4 separate regions of the Homo sapiens genome follow, and regions 1, 3 and 4 are each linked to region 2. The links are chromatin contacts, found by Hi-C in ENCODE. All regions are on one chromosome and are shown on one strand. The core of a region is the stretch at or near the end of the contact, and the rest is flanking DNA. Distances in the headings are between cores, read along the strand shown. Region 1 overlaps APBB2 (amyloid beta precursor protein binding family B member 2). Region 2 overlaps TEC (tec protein tyrosine kinase). Region 3 overlaps ATP8A1 (ATPase phospholipid transporting 8A1). Region 4 holds the start of RHOH (ras homolog family member H).

Region 1 (5,093 bases), core at 1,666-4,165, 7.2 Mb before region 2:
AAGAAAACTAAAGAGTACATATAAAACGCTAAAACTTATAGAGAGGAGCCTTTTATTAAATGATACCTGGGTTGCTGCTCCACAAGGGTTCTCAAAAGCGGGAGTGATACAATGTGGAAACCACCCAAGTGTCCATCCATAGATGACTGAATAAGCAAAACGTGGTATATACAGACAGTGGAATATTAATTACTCAGCTTTAAAGTGGAAGGGGTCTATGGCCATAAAACCCTGAACTTGCCAGATCTCATCTGATGTGGGAAGCTAAGCAGGGTCAGGTCTAGTTAGAACTTGGATGGGAGACCACCATGAGAATACCAGGTGCTATAGGCTTTCTCTCTTTCTTCTCTCTCCCTCTCTCTTTCTCCCCTCCCCTCTTGTCTCTCTCTCTCTTTCTCTCTCCAGCTGTTGTTGGACATCAGAAGAATATTCCAGTTGTATCCGGTGTCTACCGTGAAAAAAAGTGTTCTTTTTTGCAAAAGTGCCAGAAAGGAGTGGTGAGATTCATCCCAAGCCAATCATTTCTCATGAAAGACACTGTGCCATAACCGCTTTTCACACACACAAGAAAGGAGAAAGGGAGGAAGGCAGGGAGAAACTCAGCAAACAGCTCAGGATTTCCACAGCCTACCATTCCAAACCTTTCGCACTTCCAGAAGGCTTCTTGATGGAGTTGTGGCAAGCTCATGGGGGAAATGCTTCACCCCAACGTAACCCAGACCAAATATGCCATTGCACAGGAAGTGGGTGCTGAGTCCAAGTGTGTCCATATGAGCAAAGTAACACAGATTAAACAGTGATTCATTTCATACCAAACTGCATCCATCATTTTAAAAACTGTGTCATCATCCTACTCCAAACTGTATGTGGCATCTTCTCTTCCTCTTCTGCCAAGCAGAGCAAAGACTCTAGGTTACAGCTCATGAAGGTGTAAATTGGGTTGATATGCTCTATGGAGGCAAATGGAGGAAAAAGAAAGGAAGGAAACCCTGAATGGGGGTTGGGGGCAGGGAGGGGTAAGATTTACTCTGCTAACTACATAGATTTCTGGTCATTTTGGACTGAGTTTCATTTTTTTTTTTTTTGGAGGCAAGGTTTCACTCTGTTGCCCAGGTTGCAGGGCAGTGGTGCAATCTTGGCTCACTGCAACTTTCGTCTCAGCCTCCTGAGTAGCTGGAACTACAGATGTGTGCCACTACGCATGGCTAATTTTGTTGTGTGTGTGTGTGTTTTGCTTTTTTTTTTTTTTTTTTTTTTGTAGAAATGAGATCTCACCATTTTGCCCAGGCTGGTCTCGAACTCCTGGGCTCAAGAAATCTGCCTGCCTTGGCCTCCCAAAGTGCTAGGATTACAGGTGTGAGCCACCGTGCCTTGCTGGGTTTTGATTTTTAAATTTTTTATTTTGCTTCCTGGTATTGATTTTTAAAAGTCCCCTGGAAAATGCCTTGCATTTAAAAACCCTCACACCCCTTACGATAACCTATTCTGTCCCTAAAATTAAGACTATAACTTTCAAAACACTTTAGATGAAATTGTGCTAGGCCAGAGTAAGTGATCCTATTTATTTTTTTAAAAATATGTATCCAAAAAGTACAGGGGGAAAAAAAACCTATAGTGTTCTAACTATAGCAATTTCCTCCTGCTTTTATCCCTGTGTCTGAAGTGAGGTCATTTTTGTTTGTTTTTGGCAAGTGAACAGAGAAAAGAAGAAAGAAAAACACACACACACACCCTAGACTTTTCACCCCCTCCTCCTAAAACAGACACACTTGTTAATTTACAGCTTTGAAAATCATCTGGGTAGTTCTTCCATAATTCACCATCTTCCTTGGTTTTCTAGGATTTTTTTTAGAACCTTCAGACCCCAGAGGGCATTTCACTTGAAGATGCTACTCGTCTCATCCCTTCAGAAGGTGGGCTGAGGTTTCCTTAAGAATCTTCTATGAGAGTGGTCTGCAATTAGAAAGTTATAACAATTCTACCTGTGAGGGTGTTCTACAATCAGAACACTGCTCTCACTCTCCCTCCTCCTCCCCATCTCTCTCTCTCACACTCACGCACAGACACCACACACACCACACTCACACTGAAATTAAGAGTGAAAACTGTTAAGGCTAAAAATACTACAGAGAGAAAAGCATCTTTGCTAACACTTAATACTCAGAACAACTTTTTGAAAGTGAAAATGACGATGCTTTACCTGACTGATTATCAATGCAGCTGCCTTTTTTGTTTGTTGCTTGTTTTTAAGAGACAGGGTCTCACTCTGTTGCACAAGCTGGAAGCCAGTGGCATAATTATAGCCTTGACCACCTGGGCCCAAGTGACATCCTCTGCCTCAGCCTCCCGAGTAGCTGGTACTAAAGGTGCACGGCACTACACTTAGCTAATTTTATTTATTTATTTATTTTTGGTAGAGATGGGGGGGGGTCTTTCTATGTTGCCCATGCTGGTCTCAAACTCCTAGCCTCAAACTATCCTCCCACCTCAGCCTCCCAAAGCACTGGGATTACAGGTGTGAGCCACTGCACCAGATTGACACAGCTTTTTAGTTCGCTTCAGCAGCTATAGATTTACCTTCTGATGTAGTTAAACAACATTTTAGATACGTGCTGAACAGCAGTCTTGGACACCTCATTAATATGTAGTAAGGAAGAGAGCAAACCAACACTTGGAAAATTGTTCAATGAGGTGTGTGAAATGACTGGATGGAAACGCTGGTAACCCCTGGAAGTAACGCGGGAAGTATGAAGCCAGCGAGCAGGAGTATCACGAGCAGAAGACCGACCCCCGATGTCCAGGCCAGGGAGCTGCACCACCCTCAGGACCCATCACCTTCCTCACCCCTTCAAGTAAGACCGAGGCTCATGGGCAATGACGAACAAGCCAAACCACAGGGCCGGATGGAGATAGGCCGGCCTGCCATGTGCAGGATCTCTACGTTGTGAAACACTGTCTTCCTGCCTACTTGTTCTAGTCTACTCTGCTGCTTATCTGAAGTTATTTTCTGTTTGTGTACACAATCGTAGTCCCTCTTTTACTCTCTCTCTGTGCTTTTCCTTCAGTGGGAGAATTAATTTTCCATACCAGAATATTTATAAAATCCAATTTTTGCTGAGCCCTTACTACATGGCAATCACTACGTTCTGTGCCCCACATGTCTTGTTTCAGTTAATCATCACAACCACCCCACAAGGCAGAGACTATTATTAACCCTATTTGACAGAGGAGGAAACGTATGGTGTTAAGTGACTCAGCCACAATCATCCATTTAGTAATAGCACAGCTGGGATTTAAATATTCAGTGTTCATAGTGCAGTAAAGCTTATGGCACAAATTCCATTTTAGGGACAAGAACAAGAGAAGAGATTTCCAGTAGTTTAATTTCTGGAGCACAGGAGCAATTAAGAACTCTTCTCTCTTTTTTTTTTTTTTTTTTTTTTTTAACAAAAATGTTTTTTGAGACAGGGTTACCCTTTGTCTCCCAGGCTGAAGTGCAGTGGTGTGATCTTGGCTCACTGCAGCCTTGACCTCCGGGGCTCAAGGAGATCCTCCCACCTCAGCTTCCTGAGTAGCTGGGACTACAGGCACGTGCCATCATACCCAGCTAATTTTTTGTTTATTTTTTATAGAGATGAAGTCTCATTATGTTGCCCAGGCTGGTCTCAAACTCCTGGCCTCAAGCAATCCTCCTGCCTCAACCTCCCAAAGTGCTGGGATTACAGCATAAGCCATCATGCCTGGCCACTTCTACTTGATTCTATCAAAAACAAAAGAAAATATTATTTTTTAAAAGAAAATAAATGTTTTCCACGTTTTTCATTAAGGCTGTGATTCTTGTTAAATGTTAGCCAGATCAGTATCCATTATAATAGGAACACAGCACTTCAAACACAACAGAAGGCCCTAACTAAAGCAGTTCCTGTGTCAGAATCTGAGCCATGCTTCTCAAATGATGCATAGAGGAGGAAGTTAAAATGCAGGTTCCTGAGACCCACTACCTGCGTCTGAGTCTGTAAGGCACAGGTAGGGCCCAGGTATCTACATTTAAAGAAACACCTAGGAGAGGCTGGGCGCGGTAGCTCACACCTGTAATCCCAGCACTTTGGGAGGCCAAGGCAGGCAGATCACAAGGTCAGAAGATCAAGACCATCCTGTGAATGGTGAAGCCCCGTCTCTACTAAAAATTACAAAAAATTAGCCGGGCACGGTAGCGGGCGCCTGTAGTCCCAGCTACTCGGGAGGCTGAGGAAGGAGAATGGCGTGAACCTGGGAGGTGGAGCTTGCAGTGAGCCGAGATCGCGCCACTGCACTCCAGCCTGGGCAACAGAGCAAGACTCATCTCAAAAAAAAAAAAAAGAAACACCTAGGAGTTCTGATGCAGACAGACTACAGGCCAAACTTACTAGCTGCAACGAGATTTTCTCCAAGACTTGCAAATGAAGAAAATAAGATTGCTCTTGAAGTTAAAGTATGATAGTTGAATCAGTCAATGGATCAAAACCAAGAAATGGAGTAAGAGTGAGATAAGATGTCTCCCAAACATAGTATGACTTATCTTTAACTCAGTAGAAAATATTACTGTATCTTGGGCCGGGTGCAGTGACTCATGCCTGTAATCCCAGCACTTTGGGAGGGTGAGGTGGGCAGGATCATGAGGTCAAGAGATTGACACCATCCTGGCTAACATGGTGAAACCCCATCTCTACTAAAAATACAAAATATTAGCCAGGCGTGGTGGCACATGCCTATAGTCCCAGCTACTCGGGAAGCTGAGGGAGGAGAATCGCTTGAACCTGGGAGGCGGAGGTAGCAGTGAGTCAAGATTGTGCCACTACACTCCAGCCTGGGGCGACAGAGCAAGACTCCGGAAAAAAAAAAAAAGAAAAGAAAAGAAGAAAGGAAAAAGGAAGGAAGGAGAGAGAGAAGGAGGGAGGGAGGGAAGGAGGGAAAGAAATAAAGAAGGAAAATATTACTGTATCTTAAGAAAGATTGTATTGATCAAAAATGTAAGTACCTTAAAAAAAAAAGCAATCATTCCCTTTTCTCTGAAGAGGGACTCTTAGGCAATGCACTTCAAGGATTCTAGGTCC
Region 2 (4,903 bases), core at 1,360-3,859:
CTACAAAGAAGAGCCCCACTCCCTGCTTATCTGATGTTAGTGGAGGGCACAGAGGCATGCACACAATTATGGACTGGAAATATAAATTACTTAAAACTGAACTGAGCTTTGCTAGGGAACTGCGAAAGCAGAACATTAACCTGGTCTTTAAATCAGCTGCTACTTAGCCCTATATATCTCTCTAGTTCTCTTCAATGTTAAAGAGATCACATTGCAGTTTGTTTTCTAGACGTCTTTAAAATACTAAACTGCATATAATGGCAGCTTTCCTATACCCTTTGCTACCCCCTAAAAGAGAAACATTCCCTCCTTGTTTTCAATGAATACAGTCAGCCATACCAGGTAAAGTTTCTTCCTCTCGCTTCTCTAATGGGAAGTTTGATGAGTAGATGATGAGAGTTGGGGGGAGTGAGGAAGTGGGCACAGGGAGAAGGAATCACCATAATAACACCCACAAGAAAGAGAAAATGTATTTTGGAGCCAGGTCTCTAGTAGCAGACGGTGAATTGCCCATCAACTCTCCCCTCAGTAAAATACTCAAAGAGAAATACACAGAATTGCTTCATTATGTATTCCATGGGTTTTTGTGGGTTTAATGCGGGCCAATCACTGCTTTTACTACAGTTTCTACAGGAATATTCATTCAACTGGTGTTGCAAATAACCAACTTACAGCAAACTTTTGTAATACAACCCATCAACTGTGAACATTCTGTAGATAAAATTATTTTTAAAACAATTTCTTCCACTGACTGAGTGCTTGATGATATTAAGGAAGTTCTGTTGATATTTAAGAGTGTGGTGATGGCACTAAGATTCTGCTTAAGCTGGGGGCTCCCTGACTTCTGCAGATGAATACTGAACCATCTGTAGAAGAAATGATGTGGTTTCTGCAAGACAATGGGAGTAGAAGGGATTTGTTATAGATAATGAGGTGGGAGGAAGTGTGACTAGGGTTACTTGGTTGGGTAATGGGTACACGGGGTTCACTGTACTATTCTGTCTACTGTTCAGTAAGTTGTAAATATTCTATGATAAAAGGTTAAAAAACACTTCTCAAATATTTTTTAAAGCCTGATCAAAGTTGTAACTGAATCTACTTACAAACTTTTTTTTTGAGAATAGAAAAAGAGCCCATCATAAACCAGTAAAAGCAGAGATGGCACATTTCTTAATTGCTACTAATAAAGCTTTTGCTGTCCTTTGTGGTAAAGTGCACACTGGGCTCAGAACAGGAAGCAAGCCTTAGAAACAACAACAATCCCGATGTTTATACAACTGCTCGTACAGGTCGTGTGTGCACAGCTCCTTGCATTCATCAATCTTAAAGTGCTCCATAATTAATTACAGAACCAGTGACTCTGCCAAAGTAATGAGTCATTTAGCATCTGCAATTTACTGTTGGGTAAATGGGGCACTGAGTTAAACAAATTGATCAAGGGCAAATGAGTAAGATACAGAAATCTAGGCTGCAATGTTGTACTCTTTGCTGGCTATCACAGCTAGGAGCCATAATTAAACTATTTGTTCCCTCTTAGTTTGCTCTTGCTAATGCAACTAACTCTCAATTGCTCTAGTGAAACTAACTCTCATTCATCCCTGTTGCAGAATATCTGGCCATTCTGAGAGATGCCCCCACAGTGCAAAATACAGAATCCCCACTGTCCAATAGCCACGCCACTCACTGAGTGCCCACCAGCACCTGCAACAGAAGCTTTATCTGTCTGCTTTTCTCTTCCTTACCCCCGCCTCACCTCCCTTCTGGTGGTACAGAGATACCACATTATAGCACCTATGCAGCAACCAGTCTTGGAAGGTGTGATGGTTAACTTTAGGTATCAACTTGACTGGAAGAAGGACTGCCTAGAGAGCTGGTAAAGCTTTCCTTCTGATTGTGTCTGTGATGGTGTTTCCAGAGGAGACTGGCATGCAAGTTAGTAGACTGAGTGGGGAAGATCCCTACTCAGTGTGGGCAGGCATTCTGGTTTACACGTCTTAGATCTCCCTGGGCTAAGAACCAGCAGGCCTCTATAATAGAGCTTACTGCTTAAAAGCAAAAAGTCTGAAGCCCAACTGTCTGAGTTTGAATCTCAGCTCTGCTACTTACTCACTGTATCTCCTTGAACAAGTTACTTAACCTCTCTGTGCCTACACTTCATTAGCTATTAAATGGGATGAATAATAGCACCAGAACTTCATATGATTGCAGTAAGAATTCGAAGAGTCAATTCATGTAAAGCTTTTGGAAGAACGCTGACAAACAGTTTAAGTGCTTGATCAATTTAGCTACTAATATTATTTTTGAAAAGCATACTAGCCCTTAGGAAACCTAAAAGCGAGAGCCACTAGTTTTGATTAAGAAACGATCCTCACACCTACCTTCTAGACTCCAAGAAAGATCTTCTGAGAGTTGATGCTGAATTTGACTATGTCTTATAAAAGCCATGAATGAGATGTTTCCTCAGGTCATGACAAATATCGGTTTTCTAAAATTACAGGAGGCCGTAATAGAAACGACCAGTGTCTACCAACATCCACTCTTTTCAAACAGAAAAAGAAATTAACCTTTCCTCATGGGTCTTACAATTCTGTTTTTAAAATGACGGTTGATGCTTCATGTGACTCCACTATTTTTACCCTTCGAGGCTGTTATTTTAGTTCTATCTTACAGTATGAAACCAATACTGAGCCAGCCAGTGACTAGATTAGCACTTCCTTTTTACGTTAGGAACAATTGATCTCTGGTAACTCACAGCATTTAACACACGATAGCAGGGAGCATCTTTGGTCAAAAATTCCTCTTCAAAGCACAAGAGTAATGTTACAAAGACATATTTTGCCGGTTTGTCAGGCTGTCTTGACGGCTAAGTCATATTCCGGTGAATATAAAGATTAATATATGTTTGATCCTTCTATAAACACACAATTTGGTAGCCCAAAAAATATCACAAAGCTATCCAGAGGCAGTGCAGTACAATGGTTCAGAGCTCTGGGAATCAGGCTGCATGGGCTGGGGTCCCAGCTCTGCCACATGCTCACTCTGCAACCTTGGGCAAAGTACTCAACCTCTCTGTTCTTTAGTTTCATCATCTGTAAAATGGGAATAGTAACTGTATCTGCCTCAAACAGTTCACAGGATTAAAGTTAATACTTAAAAAGCATATAAGACCATGTTTGGCACATGGTAAGCACCCAAAAATATGCTACTTCGGCATATGGATTGAGTTAAAGGCACTTAAAAAAAACAGCACATGCAAGAAGGGCACTGTGACCTTCCTTGTTCTTCTTGAAAGCATGAGATTAACTCCCATGAAAAAGGTGCCCTCCTTATACCAGGAGGACGAAAGACATTCATTCTTATCACCAGAGATGGGGAGCTGAGGCTGAGGGAAAGCTGTACAAACCTTGTTATACTAGTCCTTATCTTGCTACTTTTCCACAATTAACTGTCCTAGTCCTGAAGTGAATTCTTATACTTTCATGTTGCCTCAGCATCCATTTTGAATAGATTCAACTTTTTCATACCCAAAGCAGGGCTCAGTCACCCTTGATAGTTCTAGTTCCACACCACACCCAAATGGCTCAGGCCAGCAGCCAGAGATAAGAATTTAAAGGCATCTCTCCTATCTAGCAGACAGGGTTCCCCACTTTATCGAAGCTTCCCTTAAAAGCACCATTTAGGCCTTTGCCCAGGAACTCAAAGTGACCCCACACCCTACCCCTTATATATACTGCCAATTCCCACATGCATTTTCTCTCTCTGCCTGACTCCATTCCTGCCTCATGCAACCCGGAGATGGAGGACTGCCCTCCCAGCCCATTCCGCCCTTCCTGTCCAAGATCTGTAAGTAAAAATCTCTGAACTCATTTCCTACCTGGTGATGTATTGAGTTTCCACTTTTCATCTGAAGAACCAGTGGCTGCAGCTGCCTCAGGCCATGCTTTCCCAGGGATCCTGGGGGGAATATCAAGTCAGGCTCCCGGCGCCAGGGCGATGGTCAGGCAGGTGTAAGCTGGACATGGGTCAGACAAGAGCCACAACAGTGGCTGCCAGATAAATAAGATAAACAAGTTCCCCATGTGAGGGAGTCCCCAGGTTCCAGGTGGGCTAACTAGGCATAAAACCATCCTCCAGGCTAAAGAAGTACCCCAGGAAAGGGACACTGTAGACATTCATGTCCAGCTACCCTGCATTTCCCATCAGGACAGGGTTGCTAGCCAACCTGGTACTGGAATCCCATTAGCTAGAAGCTCTCAAAATAGCCCCAACTCCTTTTCCCTGTCATATCTTTACAATTTACCAATTTACTACTCTTTGTCCAACATAATATATAAGCTTTCAACCCTTACAACTTCCCTGGGTCTTTATTTTCCTGGTGAAGGCTCCCACGTACATGTAAAAATTACTAAATAAAAATTCTATGCTTTTCTCCTGTTAATCTCTCTTTTGGTGGTCTAATTTAAAAGGCCCCAGCTGGAAAAACTAAGATAGGCAAGGGGAAAAAATATATTTTTTTCTCTCCTTCACACAATAGAAGTATATTTAAATTTAAGAAAAAAGAAAAAACTAAACTAAAAAAGGCCACAGAGCCCTTCTGTTTCTAATCCCAGAAGCCAGTCTTGATTTTCACTGTGCAAAATGTATATTCAAAGGTACCAAGGAGATGATAAAGAAAGTAATGTTTTCCATTGTCTCTGTTTTTAAGGTAGAAATGTTTTCATTCTTAAAGCATCTTTGAAGCCAATGGACAGAAAGGTTTCTAATATTCTATCGGCCAGAGGCTTAAATACAAATGGCCTGGCAGGGCAGGTATTTTCTCCTTTTACAGGTGAAGAAACTGAGACTTAGAAAGTTTCATCAACTGCCCAATTTCATAGCTGGTAATGACAGATCCAGATTCAGA
Region 3 (4,867 bases), core at 815-3,314, 5.6 Mb before region 2:
CAGACTGGCTAGCCTTCTACAAGAAGCTAAGCCCTGTTCCCTGTACCTCAACCGCTAGCTGGCTTTTCTGATCAACATGGAATGATGACCTGGAACCACAGTGCAATTTTCCTGCTTAAGAATAAGCAGGCTACCTGGAACCTTCCCCAACAGGCCCTACTTGCTGGATCAGATCTCTTCTGATGTTAACAGCTGCCCTAAACAAGCTCTGAGTCCAGCACGTTCTGGGACAACTGTGGATTGCAACTCTAAGGAACTTGCACAATAGCCAAACGGTTTTCCACATCCCTACCTTCTTCTCCATCACCCTCTTGTTCATGCAACTGTGATGCTAGCTCATTACCTCCAAGTCCATCTGAGTTATAACAAACATTACATACCCTTGATCATGTAAAACATGGTTATCTCCTTCAACAATTGATAGCTTTTCATTATACAAAAGGGTTCACTTTTTAAAAGAGTTCTAAAAATGAAGATTAGGAGACATCACTTGTCATATGGAGACTTGCTCAAGGTTAGAGAGTCACTGAGCACCAAAGGCAAGACAACATTTGGAAACTGATAAAGTCCAACCCATATCTAAAGCTCTGACACTGATAGATAGATTCATGCATTCATTCAACAATTAAATTTGACCTCACCTCTCCCTTTAACTCTGTCCTTTGCTGGTCTATTACACCTCAACAGTATTTCCAGTTCAGACATTTCTCTACCCCTTCAGCCTTGTTGGATGCTACTTAAGTGTCAAAATACTCTCCTTGGCCATTCTTCTTTGAAGGGATACCTACAAAAGTTTTGAATATATTGTCTATGTAAAAGACCATCATACATCTGACACTAATCTTTTGAGCTATATGCTTAGTTCAATAATAATAAATGCTATGCATGCTTATGTACAGAGGATGGGACAGGCACAAGGGTATGGGTAAGTATCTATTAAGTATGCTACTCTAATATGGGGAAGTAACATGAATGACCCTTCAGGAAAGTCCCTTCTGTGCACTAAATGTTTGCTAAATTTTCTATTTCAATATAAGGCATCCAAAAATTCCCAGAAATTTATAGTCTTGTCTCTATCCTAATAACCACTAATATATTTTGTCATCAGGACCTGTCATTAGGAGACATGGTAAATGACATGTTTCTTTAAGTGCCTTTGAGGGAATTGATTTAAAAATAAACAAGTGTAAAACACACCACAGCAGTTATTGTCTAAAAAAGGAAAAAAAGTAATGGCTTAACATTTCTTGAACTCACGCTAAATTGCGACAAGCCCCTGAAGTAGCACTACAAATTCTAAGTGGTGGATTCTAAAGAGTACTCCTGACATTCAGAAGAAAGGATATCCTTAAGCAGTATTACAAGGAAATCTATAGTATGCCTAGAGTTGGGCGTCACACATAGTAAACAGTCAATCTTGTTGGCAGCCAGCCTTGGATATTAACCTAAAATAATAGTCATCTTCGGCATGCTGAATTGCTTGGAAATAATAAAACATTTACTAACGCCATTTCATGCTTAACTGGAAAAGGAACCAGAACAATGAAAGACAGAAGGAATTTAATGACATCTCCTTGGGAATAACCCACAGATAACTTTATCTGACAGAAGAATTAAATAGTATATTTGCCAACATAGATGTTTAAAAATTGACACAGAAGCAGACTGCACCAGAAACGAGGGGTTGCAACCACCAGACATCTACCAAGCATCTCCTAGAAGTCTCAATTAGCTTAAAGCACCACTGACTTGCAGTGGCATTAAGTTCACCTCTAAAAATGCACAGGAAACAAGGCAGACTGACACTACGGACTGGATTCTAATCCAAGCAAAAGTGGTAAAGTAGTAATGATACTCTTCAAAAAATAACTGTATCAAAGAGTTTTTGACTGTCAAAGGGGAATACCAGGCCATGTCAGATATGTATTCTGGATTTCAGGAGGGCACATTTCAATTTATTATCAAGACCCACAAAGTGCAGAAGCCCCAACAGCTGTCCAAACCCACATGCTGAGTAATTGTGGAAGGCCCTGACAAGGCGGGGAGGTGGTCAGGGAGGGTTGAAGGAGTTGTATTTAGAGACCACTGCTGCTTCACAGGAAGTACTTGAACAAGCACAAGATTAAAAAAAGATCACAGGAAAGGTTGAAAATAGATAGGTTCACATGTTCAACAGTGAATATTAACAGATGCACAGACATCTGAGACTGGAGGAAAGGTGTTGTAAAAAACGTTAGAGACCACTCGATTTTTCCCCCTTTCATCTGGGACACAAAGAATTGATGAGATGAGCCTGCTGCCTAGAATAGATGATACAATGTTGTTAACAGATAATAAAAGGCAGAACTTCTCAGCTCCAACATCTACTTTGCTTCAATCGTCTATCAAGGATAATCATCTTAAGACTGGAAAGGTTAGAATGAACATTAGTTCGAAGAACTAAACCAAAAGACAAGGTAGGGGATTATTTTAAGAGGGAAAAAAAGAAAAATCAGCACCTAACTGCTCTAAATGAATTCCTAGCCTATAGTAAATACATATATGTATGTGTAGGTATATATAATTATTTTCTAACCTACAGAACTGTGAGAACCTGCAAAATAGTTAAGTGAACTGTTACTAATCAGAGAAGAACTATGGTGAATGAGAGAGGAACTAAAAGATGAAGACAATTTAGTCATCGTTCAGTATGCATGGGGGATTGGTTCCAAGACCCCTTACCAAATCTGCAGATGCTCAATTACCTTATATAAAGTGATGTAGTATTTCAAATAACCTACACACATCCTCTTGTATATTTTAAATCATCTCTCGATTACTTATAATACCTAACACAATGCCTACACGTCATTTGCATGGATTCAACATAGTACTTGGTGTGTGGCAAATTGAAGTTTTGCTTTTTGAAACTCTATGGAATTTTTTCTGAATACTTTTGATCCATGATTGGCTGAATCCATGGACGTGAAACTCAGGGATAAGGAGGGCCACCTGCACTCTCCCAGTGTTCTAAAAAGAAGATGGATCATAAAGATCATAAACCACTGTTTTTTAAAATGGGAGTCTACAGATGTGCTTTCAAAGTTCACAGATTTACAAAATGAGATCCACTGCTTCTAAAGGATTTTTGGGAAAGATCTGAAAATTCAGAAGTTAAAAGAACATTTCTGAGAATTCAGTTAAACATGGAACTGAGCTTAATTATTTTGAAAGCAGTGTTTCTCATACAAAGAATATATTCTCAAAGACCAAAAAGAAATGTTTCCTCTAAAAAAGGTCCTTTACATTAGATAAGTCTGAATAATAATGCTATTGGCCAATGAGTTTGAGGCCAATGCTAGTCAAACATTAAGTGCAGCTGATTAACAGACTGCTTAAAAGGGAGGTGGTGACTGGTGGGGATCAGTAAGCCTCCACTGACTAAATCCCTTTTCTTTCTTTTCAAAAATAGAACCCTCAGCATCTGGATTTCAAGAAGGCTTTTGTGTAGGCCCTATTGTTATAAATGAAGACACACGATTCCATGATTATGAAACAATGTGGATTCACAACTATGTAGCTGACAAACATACATGGAGGGGTCTCACATACTAAAGCTATTCTTTGGCCATCCCTGCCTGTGAGCCCTTCTGAAAGAGCCTCCCCTGGGTCACCCTTGGACTCGGTCTCTCCTTCCATCTCCTGGCCTGGCCTAGTACCTGAGCCCTAGGTGTCAGGGTCAACATGGAGCACCTGACCAGCCAGGCCAGTCAGATCCCTTTTAGAGAATGTGGATTTGTGGTCAGTCAACTCAGCACCAAGTAAGGAACATCACGGACAGGTGGGCTGGAGGGAGCATCATGGCACTCTGAAGCCACATGCATGCCAAAGTTAGGAAGTGAAGGAGCAGACGTACAGAGACTTCCCCCTCACCAGAAAAAAAAAAAAAAAAAAGAACAATGAACCTCTGCTGTGATACAAGAGGATCCCTTACAGTAAATGCCTAACTTGGTAAGGGCTCTGGGTGCAGACTGCCTGGGTTCCAATGACAGGATAAGGACACATGACACGATTAATCAATGTACAGATGACATGAAAAAAATCAGAATTCTAGAAGATTTTGAAAGGCTGAATAAGTTGAAGGTTCTATACTAAAGGCCTAAAGAAGCAACTGTGTAAATACAATATGGGAGACACCTGACCCAGCAAGGCATGTAGAGCATAAATGTTTTTACTGCTTTTATTGCTTTCTTATCAAGAAAAAATCTGAGGTGTCTGAGAATGGAATGGGCTGTCTTAAAAGGGTGTGTGTGGGTGTGTTCCCTTCACTGTGAGGTATTCAAGCCATATCAGTTACTGTGTTGCATTAAATGACTTCTAAGTTCCCTTCCAACTCTAGAATCCAAGGATTCTATCCTTTTAAATTTCTTTTTTTTTTTTAAGACAACTATAAGCTTATTGAGAGAACCACTGATACAGTGCAGGGCGCAAGTTTTCCGCATTTTGTACATGGAAAAGAGTATTATTAAATTAGTTACTACAAATGCTTGTAGGATAGTTAACCCCATTGACTTCAGTAGCAGTGTGTTCATAGGAAGATAGAACTGAATTACAGCTCTGAATGAGCTAGGCCTTAAAAAGTACTGGGGAAAAAAATGAATGAACAATGATGAAAGTTATCTGAATCATTACAACTTTAACTTTTAGAGCTATTTACACATTTTATAACATACAAACAGGTAGATATATGATTAGTTCCAACAGACTAGTCCTCGTTTTATTACAAGAAGCAGAAACACCCAAATAACATCATTATGCTGCTACATTAATCTCAGAATGAGTCAGTGGAGTTTAACTGGCACCTGCTTCTTATCTCCATTGTGACTTT
Region 4 (4,613 bases), core at 80-2,579, 8.0 Mb before region 2:
TCCTAAAGTGCTGGCATTACAGGTGTGAGCCACCGCCACTGCACCTGGCCTCCCACAGAGGATTTTCTAGGAGATAATGTGCTCTTCAGAAGGCTCGAGGATCTCAGCTGGCAGATTGAGTTCTTACTGTGCATTAACAAATTGACACATGGGTTCATGTGGAAGTCTTGTGAACTTGGTAATTGGGTGTCTATTGATAAGAATGCTCACCTTGTACCATTGATTCCCTCTACAACTATGCTGCAAGCACAGTCATCTGCTTTCACTTCTTTGAACATGCCAACCTCTTTCCCACCTCAGGGCCTTTGCACATACTATTTGCCTCTACGTGGAATGTTCTTTCCTCCTTCTCATCCATTAGAGTGGCAGCAGTACTTTAGAATAATCAGAGGGGTTTAAAATAATATTGATGTCCGGTCCCAACCCAGCTCAATTAAACTCAAATCTTTGAGTGTGGGGCCGATGCACTGATAAAATAAAATAAAAGGCATGGAGTTGACTTTATCCTTACGGTCGGCAGGTATTTTGACCAAGCTATCACCGTGAGCAGTAGCATCAACAGTTAGTTATTCAGGGATTTGGGGCACAGGCGGTTGTGACCACATCACAAAAGTTCAATTTGTTGGGTTAGGCGTTTAGCCATAACCTAAGTAGTTGCAGATGGTCTCTACACCTGGATTGCCCATTAGGACAAAACAAGTAAACTTGTGTTTTTAGGCAAATAATGAAACTCTGAGGAGTCTGAAAAAACAACTCATCGCCAGGTAACTCCCAGCCCAGGTGCTCGTCCATACAGGGGTGAACGCACGGCAGGGGGCTGCTCGAACTCTCACTAAGCCTGCCTCTGTTCTTTGCAAAATATTTGATAGTTTTTAATGCAGCAAAGCGAAGCAGACAATCCACCTCTTGTTTTCCCCAAGCTGATGGGGGGAAAGTTCTAAGGTGTTGTTTCCTAAGCTCAAATTAACCAAGATTGGTCAGTGGCATGGACTTTTTTTTTTTTTTTTTTTGGTAATTTTACTTCCATGAGGAATCATTTGGACTCTTCAGTCTTCCTTTCTTCAGTTTTACGTAGGGCTTTGCTGGAGGAAAATGGGGCTAAGGGGGAGAGAAACATAGTCTCGGAGTAGGGTGGGGGATAAATTAAACGCAAACCCAGCGGTGCGGCAAAGGCCTTATTCTGCCTCTGATCTGGGGAAGTTTCATATTCTAATGGAGAGAAACGCACGTGCACACACACCCCCCTAAACCCACACAAATGAAACCCCCTCTGCGGAGAAGCCGGCTACAGGAAATTGACTTAGGCACAGGAACTTGCTAATCTCTTTTGTCACATTCGGATTGCTCCTGCTGCCCCACACACACTAACCCAACCATCTTGGGGTGGACTCCCTGCCAGCCCAACTGTTGTATTTTCAGTTCTTCCAGTGTGAATCAGTTAATATTCTCGGGAACGAGGGAGAGGTTGATCCTATGAGGAAATCAACCACAGTGAAAAGGCTTGGGCCGCTTTTGTTTTCACCTGCTTTTGTTGAACAAATTTGATTTCCGGAGTCAGTCATTTTACTGTCAAGACATTTCTTCGGCATTCTGCAACAGGTAAGGATTTTGCTTCCTTAAAAGTATTTCTTTGGTGTCAAAAGAAATTTTTCTAATTTTATTTAGCTTTTACTCTAGGCCAAACATCGTAATGACTCTGAGCTACCTGCTGTAAGGTGTAGAATCAATTTACAGGGGGACGGGGGTCGGGGGGGTGAGTGTTGCTTTGATATTCACTGCCCCTCACCACAGTCCTAACAAGATTTTTGAAACATGAAAAGTTACAATAGTTGGCTTTTTGGTTTTCCAGATATTCTAGAGAATGCATATGCTTGTGACTGTGGCTGAGCTCAACTGTATGGGTAGTTTAAATACTACCCAAGGTTTGATGAAGTAAATCTAAAGATGCTCTAAGTTGTGCAAATATGAATTTTAAAGTTGTCTAGTTCAGAAAAGAAACAGAACCGAAGTCTAAATGATGTAGATTTCAATCTGGAATTTCTAGCTTGTGTTTTTCACCTATTGCCAATGTTAATGACCATTTCCCAAAAGTGCTCTATGATGTATAACATGTATTTTTTAATTAAATTTAATCTTTCTTCTGAGGTGGTTTGATTTGGAGATATGCTACGAGGTACCAGTCAGTAGCCTGAGTTGTAACTAAACAAAGTTTGGGAAATCACCGGTTTTAGGTGCTTTACTAAATGAAAGTTGCCATTGACGTATTCAAGCAGGCAACAAGTAGTTGGTGTCCCCTTATTGGTTCTAAGCTGGTGCCGTGGAGGATATAAGAGAAATATTTTAAAAATCTCTACTTTGAAGGACCCTATAATCTGGTAGTTGTGATAAGAAGTAAAATTTAGGAAGCAATGCAAGATGAGAATTCAGTGATGAGTGGGGCAGCACAGGCTTGAAGAGTTCTGTGAATTCCATGGAGGGGGCCTGGGGGCAAACTGGAGTTGTCAGGAAGATCTGGGCTTTGGAAGAATGCGAAGTGTCGGTAGAAGGAGAAGGGGCAGGTGATTTCAGACTGGGAGGACCTTGTGGGCAAAGGCACAAAGGCGAGACTGACCTGGAGATGATAAGGCCAGTTGAAGAGACACTGGAGAAGAGAAGACAGTTTGTTTTACACATTGCAGGAAATCAGATTAGACAGTTAGGGTGTGGACACAAAAGCGAGGACCTTGCAGGCACTGGGGAGAAGTGACCCCATTCAATAGTCCTTGGTCTCCTTCTGCCCTGCGGCTGCGCTTCCTCGGCTCTCACGGCACCAGCAGAATTCCATGTGAGAGGGAGCTTGTCGAGCGTGGCCTCTTCCCACTTGGGGCTGCTTTCTGCATCCCTGTGCCTGGCTGTGGGCCTCCATTTGCCCTCTACTGTCTTCCCTTAGGACATCATTTATGCAGAGAAAGGTTCGTGTGGCTCGGGGTACCAGTAAGACCTCCACCTCTGGTTTCTTCATTTTAAGGAGGCCCTTCAATTATCCAGGAATTAAAGTGGCCTTCCTCTTGGGAGAACGAGTTGGTTGATGAATGATAAGCAAGTCTCTATTCCTCAAAAGCCAGTCCCCAAATTCCATGAAATATGTGCTACTTTCTTTGCATGTCTAAATGAGATGGCACGGGTATGCTTCTGTTCTTTTTCTGGACGTTGTTTAGAGAGTCAGTAGATCATAATAATTCAGACACTTTTTTTCTGGACCATAAAATATCTGAACCCATATAATAACAAACATACAGCACGGTGAATAAGAACCCAACTTTTGAGCCAGATCACTTTGCATGGAATCCCCATTCTATCATTCTATCATTTCTGGGCTGTGGGAACCTCAGACAAGTTACTTAACTTCTTCAATGCTCAGATTAAAAAAAAAATTCACAAAATATCTCTAATAACAGTAATAATAACTGAAAATACCTACCTCAGAGGGTTGTCGTAGAGATCAAATGAGATAAAAATATGTAAAGCATGTAGCCTAGTGCCTGACTGAAAAAAAAATCTCTCAATAGATGCAACTCTTATGATTCTTATTAAGGACTTGGCTATTGCCACAAATGAAGGTGTTATGAGCCCTGGCTTAAGAGCAAGAAGCCTGCAAAGCTAACTCTCCTAATCCCAACATTCCTTTCCAGGGAAAGTAGGGTGACAGGTGGAGGCTGGGAATTAACGTTTTTTGAGCACCAAATATGGACAAGGCACAGGGGTTGGGTGTTTTTCTAGTGAGAATACATATGAAAGAAGGAAAACAAACTTGGAAACCGCTATTTTAAGCCATTTGGTAACAGTTTCTCTAGCTTATGAGATGAGAGAGGTCCTCTCAGTATCCGCTGCATTACTTGTGGGCCTCCTTGGTTGACGTCGCTCTCTGAACGCTTGGGGTGGAATTCTAGAGGTGCTTTTCATTAGAGGCAGAGAGCATGACCTTTCTTCCTTGCCCAGTTTAAATTAAATTATTTTATCTTACAATGTGTTAATTTTAGTGCTAGCAAGGCACAGCTAAAATTCCATTTCTACTTAGGAGTGGGGATCATTGTGGCAGTGAGTGCTTATTTGGGTTTGGGATGCTTGGATCTGGGTGAAAGCCAGGATTAAAAAGCATCCTCCTTCCCCATTCCACTCTCTAGGTTATAAATATTTTTTTGGATTAAAAGCCTCCTTTAAAAAAATGCAAATCCACCTGGCATGTTAATTGTGCAGGGGATTCCTAATTATGTGTGCAGATGACGTGAGTCACACGGTGATAGTGTTCCTTCTAGAGTCCCACTGGTGTCCTAAGGGAGGAGACTCTGGAGCTTTGTGTATGAAAAGGGATGGGCACAAGTCAGGATGGGGTGCACAGGTGGAGGCTGGGAGGCAGCATGACAGTGTGGGGGCTGGGGTGGGCTGTGAGAGCAAGGAGGGTGTCAGAGATGGAAAGGATGACCCCAGGGGGGTGGAAGGGTGCCAGAAACTTAGGGCTCCTCTGTGAGCTCTTTAGCCATTTGACTCTAGCAACTGCTTGAATGCCCTGAACAACCTTTTGACGACTTGCACAAGAAGTTGTCATACTGTTCCCCGGATGTGGACAGTTGTTC

The links. Hi-C counts contacts between places; a loop is a spot of excess contacts on that map. Pooled maps may share reads with other maps.
Region 1: a pooled map shows a loop between it and region 2 (10-fold over the local background). The contact joins two enhancer-like sites. A Hi-C loop is called at or near these places in 2 of 37 single-sample maps with no recorded cell type and 2 of 50 pooled maps.
Region 3: a loop to region 2 is called in a map with no recorded cell type, with 14 times the contacts of the local background. The contact joins two enhancer-like sites. A Hi-C loop is called at or near these places in 3 of 37 single-sample maps with no recorded cell type and 4 of 50 pooled maps.
Region 4: a loop to region 2 is called in a map with no recorded cell type, with 6 times the contacts of the local background. The contact joins the promoter of RHOH here to the enhancer-like site in region 2. A Hi-C loop is called at or near these places in 2 of 37 single-sample maps with no recorded cell type and 3 of 50 pooled maps.

The regions. Positions count from the first base shown.
Region 1 is chr4:40,989,941-40,995,033 of GRCh38, forward strand. The region is part of intron 6 of APBB2 (amyloid beta precursor protein binding family B member 2); the gene reads right to left. It also overlaps the pseudogene RNA5SP160. Among named protein-coding and RNA genes, the nearest start is that of APBB2, 220 kb to the right of the region's middle. RefSeq lists a silencer at 1,173-1,242. Within about 2 kb of position 2,916, at least 9 of the 41 ENCODE cell types and tissues checked have a DNase peak (open chromatin) inside an H3K27ac peak, as active enhancers do.
Region 2 is chr4:48,194,247-48,199,149 of GRCh38, forward strand. All of the region lies in intron 2 of TEC (tec protein tyrosine kinase), which reads right to left. Among named protein-coding and RNA genes, the nearest start is that of TXK, 62 kb to the left of the region's middle. RefSeq lists enhancers at 1,838-1,887, 1,908-1,957, 3,517-3,686. Within about 2 kb of position 2,610, at least 3 of the 41 ENCODE cell types and tissues checked have a DNase peak (open chromatin) inside an H3K27ac peak, as active enhancers do.
Region 3 is chr4:42,637,096-42,641,962 of GRCh38, forward strand. All of the region lies in intron 1 of ATP8A1 (ATPase phospholipid transporting 8A1), which reads right to left. Among named protein-coding and RNA genes, the nearest start is that of ATP8A1, 18 kb to the right of the region's middle. RefSeq lists enhancers at 1,816-1,865, 2,096-2,215. Within about 2 kb of position 2,065, at least 4 of the 41 ENCODE cell types and tissues checked have a DNase peak (open chromatin) inside an H3K27ac peak, as active enhancers do.
Region 4 is chr4:40,195,702-40,200,314 of GRCh38, forward strand. It overlaps RHOH (ras homolog family member H), which reads left to right and starts at 1,330. Exons shown (of 3, transcript NM_004310.5): 1 at 1,330-1,599. RefSeq lists an enhancer at 2,303-2,402.